Linked DNA regions of Homo sapiens: region 1 is linked to region 2. Evidence: chromatin contacts called from ENCODE Hi-C or POLR2A ChIA-PET data. All regions are on one chromosome and are shown on one strand. Each heading gives the region's core, a stretch centred on a gene start or an enhancer-like site at or near the end of the contact. The rest is flanking DNA. Distances are from core to core; before and after follow the strand shown.

What was found. A loop is a pair of places that touch in the nucleus more often than their neighbours do. ChIA-PET counts read pairs that join two places held with the same protein, here RNA polymerase II (POLR2A). Pooled maps may share reads with other maps.
Region 1: a loop to region 2 is called in a pooled map, with 4 times the contacts of the local background. The contact joins two enhancer-like sites. A Hi-C loop is called at or near these places in 2 of 50 pooled maps. POLR2A ChIA-PET finds 5 or more read pairs at or near these places in 2 of 52 experiments (activated CD4-positive, alpha-beta T cell and endothelial cell of umbilical vein).

What each region holds. Positions count from the first base shown.
Region 1 is chr9:35,548,155-35,555,351 of GRCh38, reverse strand. RUSC2 (RUN and SH3 domain containing 2) reads right to left here. Exons shown (of 12, transcript NM_014806.5): 2 at 6,817-7,197; 3 at 1-292. Among named protein-coding and RNA genes, the nearest start is that of CIMIP2B, 12 kb to the left of the region's middle. Within about 2 kb of position 1,256, at least 21 of the 41 ENCODE cell types and tissues checked have a DNase peak (open chromatin) inside an H3K27ac peak, as active enhancers do.
Region 2 is chr9:35,045,650-35,052,845 of GRCh38, reverse strand. It overlaps SPATA31G1 (SPATA31 subfamily G member 1), which reads right to left. Exons shown (of 2, transcript NM_203299.4): 2 at 6,860-7,196. The coding sequence ends at 6,977. It also overlaps the pseudogene RN7SL338P. Among named protein-coding and RNA genes, the nearest start is that of SPATA31G1, 7.0 kb to the right of the region's middle. Within about 2 kb of position 1,250, at least 2 of the 41 ENCODE cell types and tissues checked have a DNase peak (open chromatin) inside an H3K27ac peak, as active enhancers do.

The DNA of each region.
Region 1 (7,197 bases), core at 7-2,506, 500 kb before region 2:
GGCTCAGACCCAGCTTTCCTGGCACCTCTGCCAGTGGCTCGGGGAGTGGATGCCTGCGGTTCCCCTGAGGGAGCTGGGACTGAGACTTGAGCAGCAGGGGCAGCCAGTGGGGCAGGCTGCTGTGTACGGCTGCAGCCTGAGAGGCTGTAGAGCTGGGAAAGGCTGTGGAGGGCCCGGGCCTTGGCCAGCTGCTTGGGGAAGTGGTGCTGGAACACGAAGGGCTGGATGGGCAGTGTGGTTGGCCTCTGTTCCTTGCTGTAGCGAAGGACTGGTCGGCTCTCGGTGCCACCCCCTGTAGCAAAGGGATGGAGAAGAAATCAGTAGACAGACACTGAAACCCATATGAGAGAAAACCCAGAAGCAGAGATGGGAGAGGGGAGAGGGGCAGGGACCTGGCTGGCAGGAATTGAATGGGGTAGAAGTTCGTGGAATGGGACACTGCTCCCCTCTTTTGTAAAACGCTTCCTATTGCTTTTATGGTGCTGGACTGTCTTGTACCTCTCTGCTGTTCAGTCCCTCTTCATTTTCTTGACTCCAAAGGTGAGTGTATCTTAAGGCTCAACTCTTGCATCTCACCTTACACTTTATTTCTTGAGAAGTTTTGAGTTCAGACTTCTACGGGATGACTCCCAAACCCACAGCTTTAGCCTGGACCTTCCTCTTCATCTCCAGATCATTCTGCTTTATAGTTCTGCTTTCACTTAAAATGTGCTATAACCGCTTATCCATCACCTTTCTCCTTTTTTCCGATGACTTCCATTTCTATCAATGGCAGAACCATTTTCTTTGTTTCTAAGTCTTGGAGTCACAGTCACACACATTTTCAGTGATGAAAATGTTTCAGATGTTACTGACTTCAAGCTTTTGCTCATTATCCCATCTCCAATCATGCCAGCACATTTCATTCCTGAGCATATCGAACCATAGTAAGATATTTCTTTACTTGCAGCCTACCTGTTATCTGTATCTACCCCCACTCCCACTCTTTTCACGATCCTGGCATTGGAACCTCAGAGTCCACATTTGCTCCCCCTGAACGGAGGTATGTTCCCCAAGGCTGGGCCTCTCCTGTTCTTTCAGGCAGTCTTCAGGTCAATGTCCTTCAAAACGTGGTGCTCAGAACTAAACACAAAACTCCAGGACACTGGAGTGGGACAGTGGATGGACTGCACTTCCAACAAAACACTGTAGATCTCCGAATAAACGTAAGATGGCGCTATAAGCACGCACCCGGCCTAAAGCCCTGGTGAAAGCTCACCAGCAGTGGGGCTCAGTAGCTCTGCGAGGCGGGAATTAGTTCTCTTACTTGACATATTAGGAAATGTGAAATGTAGACAGATTAAAGCACTTGCTCAAGGTCAAACAACTAGGAAGTGGCAGAGCTAGAATTCTGCCTAACCCAGAGTCTGATTTCAGAGCCACTGTTCTTTTTACCACATTGTACTACATGTGAAATTGTATCAGGCCAGGTTTTCCTATCCCTCATCTTATTTACATCAAAGAGTCAGAGGGGATGGGGACCACAATCCCATTAGGGAGGTGCTTCTGAATCACTCCCAGGGGACACTTTCAAGCTCCACCCTCCTGCTATACCCAGTCACTGCTTACACAGACTCTGCATTCTCCCTGGCCCACTGTGCTCCAGCCACACTTCCCCGTCCTTAAACACACCAGATGCATGAACATCTCCGGGCCTTTTGCACCTGCTTTTCTTTCTGTCTGAATCTTCTCACCATTCAGGCATCAGCTCAAATATCACCCCCTCAATAAGACCTTCTCTGACTACGTCAGCCCCTCTGGCAAGTTGCTCTCTATCCCATTACCCTGTTTCATTTTCTTTTCAGCATTGTTGAACTTTCCAGCAATTAAAAGTTGTCCTTTTAATGTGTTTATTGTCCATTACTGCTCCTAAGAGCTCCAGAAAAGTGGGGATTTTATATTGTTCACTGCTGGATCCATAATGCCTGGAACAGAGGCTGGCACACAGTATGGAGTGAAAAACCATCTGTTAAATGAGGGAATCTCCACGGTCACTCTTGATTCAAGCCAGTCTCACTACAACCAGAAGCTTCTTACATACACCAACTAGCTTCTGAGATACAAATTTTATCTCCCAGAATAAAGTCTAATCTTCTCAGTGAGCTAGTTGCCCACACCTGCTACGAGCTAGGCTGCTCTCCCTTCAGACTTCCACACCTGCCCCCACTGACCCTACTCTTCCCAGTCCATCCCTGTCATGAAGCCCACTGCTTTTCCCATCAGGAATGTGTCCTTCCTTTCCGCCTATTTAAGTATCAGTTTTCAAGGCTGAGCTGACTCTGGCTATCGGATTAGGTCATCCCAACCACAGCATTATTATACCCCCTATACAAAGTATGTCTGAATTAGACTGCTTATTCCTACCCTTTTAAAACTCCTCTCTGCTAAGTTCCCAGGATACAGACTGAGGCAGAGGAATAAGATCAGGTAAGAAGGGGGCCCCTGTGGGGAATGGGTCTTAGTTCTACCCTCAGGGAATACACAGAATAAGTTTTCTCACTTTTCTATGTGACATTCATTAAGAAAACCAGAGACAGAGACCGTATTCACCCGAGTCAGTTTTTCTCTAGGTTAAATAGCCCCAGTCCCCCAGTTCCTCAGTTCCTTCTTAAGATGTGGTACCCAGAACTCAATGGAATACCACTGAGCACTCACTGGTTCGGAGGAGTGAGAGACTATCCACTCTTTCTTTCTGGAGTCTATGAATGAATCCAGTCATCTTAACTTTTTGGAAGCTCTACCAACTGCTGACTCAATCTGAGTTTGCAATCAAATATCCCAAATCAACTCAAGTGCAGGTTACATATCAAACTTCACATTGGTCTCTGCTTTATTAGTTTTGTTCTTTCAAGATTCAGTAAGATCCCTTTAAATCTTGATTCTGCTGCTCAGTATCTCAAAGAGCCGTCTCAGCTGCCTTTTTTATTTTTATTTTTTAATTTACTTTTTTCTGAGACAGAGTCTCACTTTGTCACCCATGCTGGAGTGCAGTGGCGTGATCTCAGCTTACTGCAACTTCCGCCTTCCAGGTTCAAGCGATTATTGTGCCTCAGCCTCCCGGGTAGATGGGACTACAGGCGTGCGCCACCATGCCTAGCTAATTTTTGTATTTTTAGTAGAGATGGGGTTTCTCCATGTTGGCCAGGCTGGTCTCGAACTCCTGGCCTCAAATGATTTCCCCACCTCAGCCTCCCAAAGTGCTGGGATTACAGGCATGAGCCACCACACCTGGCCTACTTTAATTTTTTTTAGAGACAGGATCTCACTTTTTGCCCAGGCTGGGATGCAGTGGTGCAATCATAGCTCACTGTGCCTCAAACTCCTGGGCTCAGGCGATCCTCCTGCCTCAGCCTCCCGAGTAGCTAGGACTACAGGCATGTGCCATCACTCCCAGCTGTTTTTAAATTTTTTTTTCTGTAGACACAGGGTCTCACTATATTGCCCAGGCTGGTCTCAAACCCCTGGCTTCAAGTGATCCTCCTGCCTCAGCCTCCCAAAGTGCTGGGATTATAGGTGTGAGCCACCATGCCCAGCCGACCTTCTCAGCTTCCTATACTGTCATTCCTAGATTGGATCAACCTGTCCCTTCTTTTGTCATTCAAAGCTTGATGAATTGTCATTCATTTTTGATTTAGAAAAAAGCTGTACAGAATCAAGAGAAGACTGGAGACTTATGGAACAGAGCAGCATGTTGATATGTCTTAATCTGATAGAGAAAACACATCTCTGACCAGGATATTTCTTGCCCTCAGAATGCCAGTCATAGTATCCCACGAGATGCACCCAGCAGACAGACACTGCAGTCTAAGGGAGTGGGTTCAAAGGACCCAGTCAATCCTTGCTGTTTCTGATCCTGCCCCTTCCCTAGAGATCTCCCTCCCATGCCCACCCCAAGGACAGCTCTTCAGTGTATGTTAGGAACATGAAGTCTTCTGATGGACTGTGATCTCCCTGACAGCACAGATATTATTTATGGTTTTAAAACATTTTCTTTTGTGAAGCCAACAGACCCAACCTAAGGCTACAGCACAGCTGTGAGCCTCTGCTATCCCTGCTTTACCTCCCTTTCCTTCTAAACCCTCTGAGATCTGGCTTCCACTCTCACTACTCCTGAATGTTGCCTTCAGGATTCTTCATTATCTTAGGTGATTTCTCTTTAGAACTCTTTTGGTTCAAACTTTTTTTAAACTTTCTCCTCCTTTGGTTCCTGTGACTTCACTCTCTCCTGGTTTTTCTTTTTTTTTGAGACGGACTCTCACTTTGTCACCCAGACTGGAGTGCAGTGGCATAATCTTGGCTCACTGCAACCTCTGCCTCCCAGGTTCAAGCGATTCTCCTGCCTCAGCCTCCCATGTAGCTGGAACTACAGGCACCCGCCACCACACCTAATTTTTGTATTTTTAGTAGAGATGGGGTTTCACCATGTTGGTCAGGCTGGTGAACTCCTGACCTCAGGTGACCCGCGCACCTCGGCCTCCCGAAGTGCTAGGATTACAGGCATGAGCCACCATGCCCGGCCTCTCCTGGTTTTTCTTCTATTGTCCTAATTCTTCTGTCTCTTTTGAGGGTGCTGCTCATCCCTTAAGTCACAGTATCCCCTTCTTCCCTTTATAACTCAACACATTCTCCCTGGATCCTCTCTCAGCCACACACATAGCTTCAGCTACCACTTTTGTTTTTTATTTTTGAGACAGAGTCTCACTCTGTTTCCCAAGCTGGAGTGCAGTGGCATGATCTAGGCTCACTGCAACCTCTGTCTCCTGGGTTCAAGCGATTCTCCTGCCTCGGCCTTCCATGTCGCTGGGATTACAGGCGTGCACCACCACACCCGGCTAATTTTTGTATTTTTAGTAGAGATGGGGTTTCACCATGTTGGCCAGGCTGGTCTTGAACTCCCGAACTCAGGTGATCTGCCTGCCTCAGTCTCCTAAAGTGCTGGGACTATAGGTATGAGTCACCACGCCCAGCAAGTGCCAGCTACCACTTTTATTCCAATGACTTTCCAATCTACACAGTGCTTTCTCCTGACTTCAGGAAGACACCCCTTCCAGTCCATCTTCTACCCAAACAACCAGTGATCCAATTACTTTTTTTTTTTTTTTGAGGTGGAGTTTCGCTCTTGTTGCCCAGGCTGGAGTGCAGTGGCGTGATCTCGGCTCACTGCAATCTCCATCCCAGATTCAAGTGATTCTCCTGCCTCAGCCTCCAGAGTAGCTGGGATTACAGGCATGCGCCACCATGCCTAGCTAATTTTTGTATTATTAGTAGAGATGGGGTTTTACCATGTTGGCCAGGCTGGTCTTGAAAACCTGACCTGAGGTGATCCGCCCGCCTTGGCCTCCCAAAGTGCTGGGATTACAGGTGTAAGCCACTGTGCCCAGCCCAATTACTTTTTTTTTAAACAAGGCCTGAAGGAACAACCAACCAGTGATCTTTCTAAATGCAAATCAAAACATATAATTAAGCAGACAGAAAAACCAAACCAAACAAAAACAAACAAATGCCAAAAGCCATTTCTCTAAAATTTTTCAGTGGTTCCACCTGTGTTCCACTATGGCTTCACCAAATTATATGCAGTTCCTAGAAAGGGTCAAGCTATTCTGTGCCTTTGTGGTTTTGTACAGACAATCCTGTGAGCCTAGAACATTCTTCTTACAAGTCGTCACAAAGCCCAATCCTAATCATCTTTCTAGATTGGGCTTAAATGTAACTGCATTAGCAGTTCCTCCCTGACGTTTCAGTCTGATTTACATACCCCTTTCACTGGCCAGTACGGAACACTGCCATCTCTGCATTTTAATGATCAACTACGTTTTCTGTTTCTGTCCTTAGCTGGAATCCTTGAAAACAGAGTCATCCCTCTCATCTCTCTGTCACTAGCACCACCTTAACACACTGGTATAAAATATTTATTTAAAATGTAACAAAATAAATAGGGAAAGAGCTGGCCTAGGGAGGCCACTGCACTCCAGCCTGGGCGAAAGAGCAAGACTCCGTCTCAAAAAGAAAAAAAAAAAAACTTCACTGACGCCCAGTGTGTGTGTGTTGTTGTTGTTAGACATATCCCTTGGTTGCCCCTTAGGCACTGCAAACTCCTAAAGGTCTGAACCTGAACTTTTCTTCCAGGAAATCTCCTGTGATTACAGCCCCTATCCATGGCCTCATCTTTCCCATCATCCAGGTTCAGAATCAGTCTTCTGAATCCTTCATTTCCCAATATGTCAGCCTCTAAGTCCTGCTGATTTTATCTCCTCAGTGTATTTATTTATTTTTTTTTTTTGAGACAGAATCTCACTCTGTCTGCCCAGGCTGGAGTGCAGTGGTATGATCTCAGCTCAGTGCAACCTCCACCTCCTGGGTTCAAGCAATTCTCCTGCCTCAGCCCCCTGAGTAGCTGGGATTACAGGTGGGTGCTACCACTCCTGGCTAGTTTATTTTTTATTTTAGTAGAGCTGGGGTTTCATTATGTTGGCCAGGCTGGTCTCAAACTCCTGACCTCAAGTGATTCGCCTGGCTTGGCCTCCCAAAGGGCTGGGATCACAGGTGTGAGTCACTGCACCCAGTCTGCTCAGTGTATTTTTGAGTCCTCTGTCTTTCTCCAGTGAGCCTATTCCACTGTAGCTGTGGGTCCTGCCCTGGCCTAGAAGGATAACAGATCTAGGATGTGGAACCTCTAGTGGTATGGATGGGGTGGTCTGGCAGGGACCTGTCAGGGAGGTGGCCATGCATATCCTGCTGGTGAATAGCCACATATTTGCTAACCCTTAGGCTCCTTACCGTCAGCTCTAGCTCTTGCATCCCTCTGGGTATGGCTGTTGGCTGGGCTCCCTGGGAGAGCAGGCCCTGGATCCATCAGCTGAGCCAGGGGGCCTTGCCCAGTAGCTCTGAGGCCAGCAGGAGGCATCTCACTGGAGTGGGGTCCCTGACAGACCTGGGTGGACCAGGGTGGACTTGGGTCTGGGCCAAGTAGGTCCATGCCTGGCCCCAAAGGCATGGGTGGCAGGCTATGGCTACAGCAAGTGCCCTCATCCAGTGGGGCCCCCCGATCTTGCTGGGCTTCTTGGATGGGTGAGAACTCCTGGGAGGAGTCCCCAACACTCACACGAAGTGGGGGCGAGCCAGAGCCTCCAGTTTTCTTCCGGCCCTTGGCCAGCTCGG
Region 2 (7,196 bases), core at 1-2,500:
GTACTCCATCTCAGCTCAGTGCAACTTCTGCCTCCCGGGCTCAAGTGATTCTCCTGCTTCAAGCCTCCCAAGTAGCTGGGATTGCAGGCATGCACCACCACACCTCTGGCTAATTTTTGTATTTTTAGTAGAGATGGGGTTTCACCCATGTTGGCCAGGCTGGTCTCAAACTCCTGACCTCAGATGATCCACCCACCTCAGCCTCCCAAAGTGCTGGGATTTCAGGCATGAGCTGCTGCACCAGGCCTCGAGTTGATTTTTGTATAAGGTAAGAGATGAGGATCCAGTTTCATTCTTCTACATGTGAGTTGCCAGTTATACCTGTATAGCTGTGAACAAGGTGATAGCTCTTTTGGGGCCTCAAGTTTCTTAGTCTGACAAAATGATTGAAAAATGCTTTCTAAACTGTGGAAGCCTGCATACTTAAACCAAGAGGCAAATTGTATAGGCAGTCCATCTTTCCCCTCACATTATACCTAGAAAGAAACTGGAATGTGATCTTACCGTAGCTGATCACTTTATATAGGGTAAACACTGCGATTAGAGGTTGGGTTTCAGACCAAGAATGTGGTATCAAATAGAGGACCAGCAGTATGCCATAGAGGCAAAAACAAAGATGGAACAACATATCTAATGTCTTAAACTATGTTTATATTTGGCCAGGCGCGGTGGCTCACGTCTGTAATCCCAGCACTTTGGGAGGCTGAGGCGGGTGGATCACGAGGTCAGAAGATCGAGACCATCCTGGCTAACACAGTGAAACCCCGTCTACACTAAAAATACAAAAAATTAGCTGGGTGGTGGCAGGCACCTGTAGTCCCAGCTACTCGGGAGGCTGAGGCAGGAGAATGGCATGAACCCGGGAGGCGGAGCTTGCAGTGAGCCTGGGCGACAGATGGAGACTCCGTCTCAAAAAAAAAAAAAAAAATCGATCTATCTATATATATCTAGATAGATCGATCTAAGGTACTGATCCTACAAATTCCCCTGAAAGTTCAGTGGACACAATGCCCGTGAAGGATGCAGGTCTTCCATTTCAGCTGAACTGTGGCAAGTGTCAAATGGTTTGCTAACCCTTGCTCAGCCCCACAACCCACTAGGAGCTTTAAAATACTTAATATAGGATTTGGATTTTTTTTTTTATAAAGCTACTCAGATAAGTGTGAACTCACGTTCCCATGTAAAATGGAAATTCAGAATTGCATTGTCTTTGGAGACCATAGTAGTGGGAGAGGGAAAAGTACCTTTAGTTCCACCCTTGGCCAGCAGGTGGTGAGTTTTGGACTCAGACCCTGTTGACAGGTTTGAGCTAAATAAAGCTTTGGAACAGAACAGTGACACTAGTGAGAGGAATCAAGGAAGCAGCATGTACCTTCTGACTGGCTGATTCTCAACCAAATATACAGAGTAGAGGGAATATGATAGAGTGGAAAGAGCACTGGATTGAGAATTTGAGCTTGACCTCAGAGAACCTCATGTTAAAGCCTTACTATCAGGAAACAGAAGCTATCAACAAGGCACACAGTGTTAATGGGGCTGCAAGGAAGGCAATGCCATGTAAAATACGGTTTCTAGGCCTTAAAGGAAGGTGGGAAACTTGATGTGGAGAAGTGGAGGAGAACAGTTTGAGGCACAGGTCAGAAAGTACAGCACTTGCTCATAAAGCTTAAAGTTAGACTAGCAACAAGAGTCCTGGGGTAAATTTGGAGAGATCAGGAACCATGTTGTGAAGACCCTCAAATGCCAGGACTGAACTTTCTTACAGGTGTGGGTCATCTGGAGGATTCAGGCAAGAAAGTGACATAGGCTTCAGCGTTAAATAATTCAATTTATTTCTTGTGGCAAAAAAAAAAAAATCCAAATAATTCATCCAACGGTTTCCAAGTGTACAGTACAATATTGTCAATCACATGTACGTGGTTATGCGTAGACACTTTACATTAAATAACCTTTTATTTTTATAGAAGCAGTAATGTGCATTGTAGAAATTTAGAAAAATAGGCCAGGGCGTGGTGGCTCACACTGGTAATCCCAGCATTTTGGGAGGCCAAGGCAAGCAGATCGCTTTAGCTTGGGAGTTTGAGACCAGACTGGGCAACTTGGTAAGACCTCATCTCTACAAAAAATACAAAAATTAGCTGGGTATGGTTGTGTGTGCTGGTAGTCCTAGCTACTTGGGAGGCTGAGGTAGGAAGATCACTTGAGCTCAGGAGGTAGAGGCCACAGTGAACAGTGATCTTACCACTGCACTTCAGCCTGGGTGACAGAATGAGACCCTGTCTAAGAAAGAAATTGGTAAAAATATAAGCAAAATTAAAAAAATATTTCCAATAACCAGAGGTCATCACTGTTTTAATAACTTTAGTGCATATGTTTCTGGATCTTTTTTGTGTATGTGTACGTGTCTATACATGTGGTATTTTTAAACCCAAATTGAGATCATACTGCATTATAACTTTTTCGTTTTGGTCAGTATCTTTTTTTTTTTTTTTTTTGAGATGGAGTCTTGCTGTGTTGCCCAGGCTAGAGTCCAGTGGTGAGATCTCGGCTCACTGCAAGCTCCACCTCTTGGGTTCACGCCATTCTCCTGCCTCAGCCTCCCTAGTAGCTGGGACTACAGGCACCCACCACCAAGCCCGGCTAATTTTTTTGTATTTTTGGTAGAGACAGGGTTTCACCATGTTAGCCAGGATGGTCTCGATCTGCTGACCTCGTGATCCACCACCGCCTCGGCCTCCCAAAGTGCTGGGATTACAGATGTGAGCCACCGTGCCCGGCCTTGGTCAGTATCTTTACCTTTCCCTTTATGTAAATGTTCTTGGTTGAGCGTGGTGATGGTGGCTCATGCCTATAATCCCAGCACTTTGAGAGGTCGAGACAGGAGGATTGGTTGAGGCCGGGAGTTTGAGACCAGTCTGGGCAACAAGAGTGAGTCCTCATTTCTACAAAAAATAAAAAAAAAAGTTTGCTGGGCATGGTGGTACACAGCTGTAGTCCTAGCTACTCAGGAGGCTGAGGCAGGAGGATCACTTAAGCCCAGGAGTTAGAGGCTGCAGTGAGCTGTGATTACACCACTGCACCCTAGCCTGGGTGACAGAGCATGACCCTGTCCCTAAAAGCAAAATTCTAGAGGTCAAGAACCAAACTAGATACCCATACCATATTCGGAGTTTCCCCCAAGCGACCCAAATATCATTCACAGCTATTTGGACCAAACCAATATCTAACCTAGGTCCACAAGTTGGCATCTGTTAGATTCCTTTATTCAAACTTTGAAAAATAAGAGACAGGGTTTCGTTCTGTTGCTCAGGCTAAGAGTGTAGTGGCTATTTACGGGTGCTATATCGCTACTGATCTGTGCAGGAATTTTATCTGCTGTGTTTCCCACCTGGGCCAGTTCACCCCTTCTTAGGCACTGGTGGTCCCCCACTTCTGGAAGGTCACCATTATTGATGCCAAACTTAGCATCATTCGGTTCCCAATCGTCATGGCACACTACATCCTGGGCTCAAGGGATTCTCCTGCCTCAGCCTCCCAAGTAGCTGGGCTTATAAGTATGTACCACCACCCCTAGCCTTTTACTCAAACTTTTATGACACTTGTTGAAGAGATCGGGGCAGTTGATCTCCAGAGAATTGTAGCCATGTGCAGGATGGATTAGAAGGAATAGAGCAACCAATTTAGTGAGAAATAATGACTAAGACAATAGTGATGGTGGAAATGGAGAGGGGAAGATGGATTTGAAATACATTTCATAGGTATAATTGACAAGTTTTGTTTTGTTTTGTTTTGTTTTTTTGAGATGGAGTCTTGCTCTATTGCCCAGGCTGGAGTGCAGTGGCATGATCTCAGCTCACTGCAACCTCCGCCTCCTGGTTCAAACAATTCTTCTGCCTCAGCCTCCCAAGTAGCTGGGATTACAGGTGCACACCACCACACCCGGCTAATTTTTGTGTTTTTAGTAGAGATGGGGTACCACCCAGGCTGGTATCGATCTCCTGACCTCAAATGATCCTCCTACCTCGGCCTGCCAAAGTGCTGGGATTACACGCATGAGCCACTGAGCCTGGCTGACAAGATTTGGTGATGGCTTAGATCAGGGAGGAAGGAAGAGTCAAAGCTTAAGTATTTAGGTGGATGTCATGCATTTTGATAGGAATGGGCGTGTTGGAGGAAAAAGTTAAAGGGAAAATACGTTTTTGGACAAGTCAAATATGAGATAATGTCTGGTATGCTGTTGAATATGGGGACCTGAAGCCTAGAGATGCTTAGAAATGACTCATGTTTTTACAATACACCATATTTAATGGAATGGGCTCAAGACATTCTATTTTTAAAAAATGGTATTGGTAAATTGGACATGATTTTGGGGAAGGTTAGATTATCACCTCATACCATAAAAATCGGTAATCTAAAACATAAATATGCAAAATTATCAAAGTGCCAGGAGAAAATGTTTTAGAAGTCATGAAGTAAAGTGTTGGTAGATTTAACTACATAAAAAAATTTTTCTTTGATACAATAGAAGTCACCATAAAATTAGCCAATAAGATACAAATTGGAAGAAAATATTTGGAACATACATAATAGTTTGGGTCACTATCTCTGTAGGCAGGATCATGGCCCTCAAGATGCCCACGTCGTAATCCTTGGAACCTATGTATATATTATTTCACATGGAAAAAGGGGCATTAAGGTTCCAGGTGGAATTAAGGTTGCTAATCAACTGACTTCATTTATTTATTTAGAGACAGGGTCTTGCTCTGTCGTCAAGGCTGGAGTGCAGTGACATGATCTTGGCAACCTCCGCCTCCTGGGTTCAAGCGATTCTCCTGCCTCAACCTCCGGAGTAGCTGGGATTACAGGCACACATACCATGCCAGGCTAATTTTTGTATTTTTAGTAGAGATGGGGTTTTGCCATATTGGCCAGACTGGTCTTGAACTCCTGGCCGCAAACGATCCAGCTGCCCTGGCCTCCTGAAATGCTGGGACTGTTAAGGCATGAGCCACTGCTGCGCCTGGCTATCAACTGACTTTAAATTGGAAGGGTGTCCTGGATTATTCAGCTTTGTCCAGTGTAATCATAAGGGTCCTTAAAAGTGGAAGAGGTAGGGTCGGGCGCAGTGGTTCATGTCTGTAATCCCAGCACTTTTTGGGAGGCCGAGGCGGGTGGATCACTTGAGGTCAGGAGTTTGAGACCAGCCTGACCAACATGGAGAAACTCCATCTCTATTAAAAATACAAAATTAGCCAGGCGTGGTGGCGCATGCCTGTAATCCAAGCTACTCAGGAGGCTGAGGCAGGAGAATCACTTGAACACAGGAGGCAGAGGTTGCAGTGAGCCGAGATTGTGCCATTGCACTCCAGCGTGGGTGATAAGAGTGAAACTCTGTCTCAAAAAAAAAAAAAAAAAAAATGGCTCACGCCTGTAATCCCAGCACTTTGGGAGGCCAAGGCGGGCGGATCACGAGGTTAGGAGTTCGAGACCATCCTGGCTAACATGGTGAAACCCTGTCTCTACTAAAAATACAAAAAAATTAGCCCGGCGTAGGTGGTGCACACCTGTAGTCCCAGCTACTCGGGAGGCTGAGGCAGGAGAACGGCATAAAACCTGGGAGGCGGAGCTTGCAGTGAGCCGAGTTCGTGCCACTGCACTCCAGCCTGGGAGACAGAGCGAGACTCCATCTCAAAAAAAAAAAAAAAAAAAAAAGTGGAAGAGGGAGGCAGAAGAGGTCAGAGTGATACAATGTGAGAAGAACTTGACTTGCCTTTGCTAGCTTTAAAGATAGAAGAAGGGGGTCAGTAACCAAGGAATGTGGGCAGCCTCTAGAAACTGGGAAAGGCAAGGAGTGAATCCTACCCAGAGCCTAGAGAAAAGGATGTAGGCCTGCCAACCCCTTGATTTTAGCCCTGTGAGACATGTGTCAGACTTTTTTTGCGGGGAGGAGACAGGGTCTCTTTTGCCCAGGCTGGCATGTAGTGGTGCAGTGGCTCACTGTAGCCTTGACCTCTCTGGTTCAGGTGATCCTCCCACCTCACCTTGCCCAGTAGCTGGGACTATAGGCATGCACCACCATGCCCAGCTAATTTTTGTGGTTTTTTTGTTTTTTTTTTTTTGTAGAGACAGGGTTTTGTCATGTTGCCCAGGCTGGTCTCAAACTTCTGGGCTCATGCTATCAGCCCATCTCAGCCTCCCAAAGTGTTGGGATTACAGATGTGAGCCACTGCACCCAGGCTCCGTGTCAGACTTCTGACAAAATAAATTTGTTTTGTGGTAATTTGTTACAGCAGCAGTAGAAAACTGTAATACATTGACTAATACAATGTCCAACAAATAGTGCATTAGAAAATGGGTAGAGGATATGACCCGGTGATTATAGAAATCCAGACGGTTACTAGACGTATTAAAAGACACTTGTTTTCATGGCCTTGGAGATGGATGAGCTGACCCAGGGAGAGAAAAGAGCAGAGGGCTGAGAAGAAATGGTCAGAAAGATACGTGGAGAACTTACAGGTCAAGTGGATGAAGAAGAGAACAATACCCAGGACAAAGCACAGTTGCCTAGACTCAGATGACCTGTGCTCGTGTGAATGGATGTAGTTTTTTGTTCACATGCTGTGAAGTCGTTCCCTCTCAAGGGCGGCTTTGGGCTATGCTGACCTGGCCCTGTAGCCTCACCCTATAGAGTAGGGATGTGTGGACTCCAGATGTGATCATCTGTGAAGATCCACAAAAGAGTTAAGCCTGCAGAATCCTGAGTGCTCTACTGGGACTTGAAACTGAGGGGCTATGGCTGTAGCAGAATTGGGAATTGACATTTTCAGTACCCTAGATTCCAAAGAAGACATGAATGGGATTTATCTAATTCAGCTAGTTTATTAGAATTTCCATTTCTTGTCTCCACATCCCCACCTTCCCCCTGGTTTGGCTTCAGGTCTTGGCATACCAAGTGCTAGTATTACCAGCCTTTTCTCTACTGACTAGATTTGGTGGGTAGGGGTCGATGGTTATCCAGGCATTTGGCTAACACCTTTTGCAAACCCCTGGTAAGGGAAGCCTTGAGGGTAGGGAAGGAGAGATACTTCTCCATGTGGGCCCAAGGACAGTGCTTACAGTGGCGAGGGGTCAGGATGTCACTTGCTCTTCGCCCTGCCTCTGGCTGATCCTGGGGACCCGAAGCTTTGGGGAGAAGC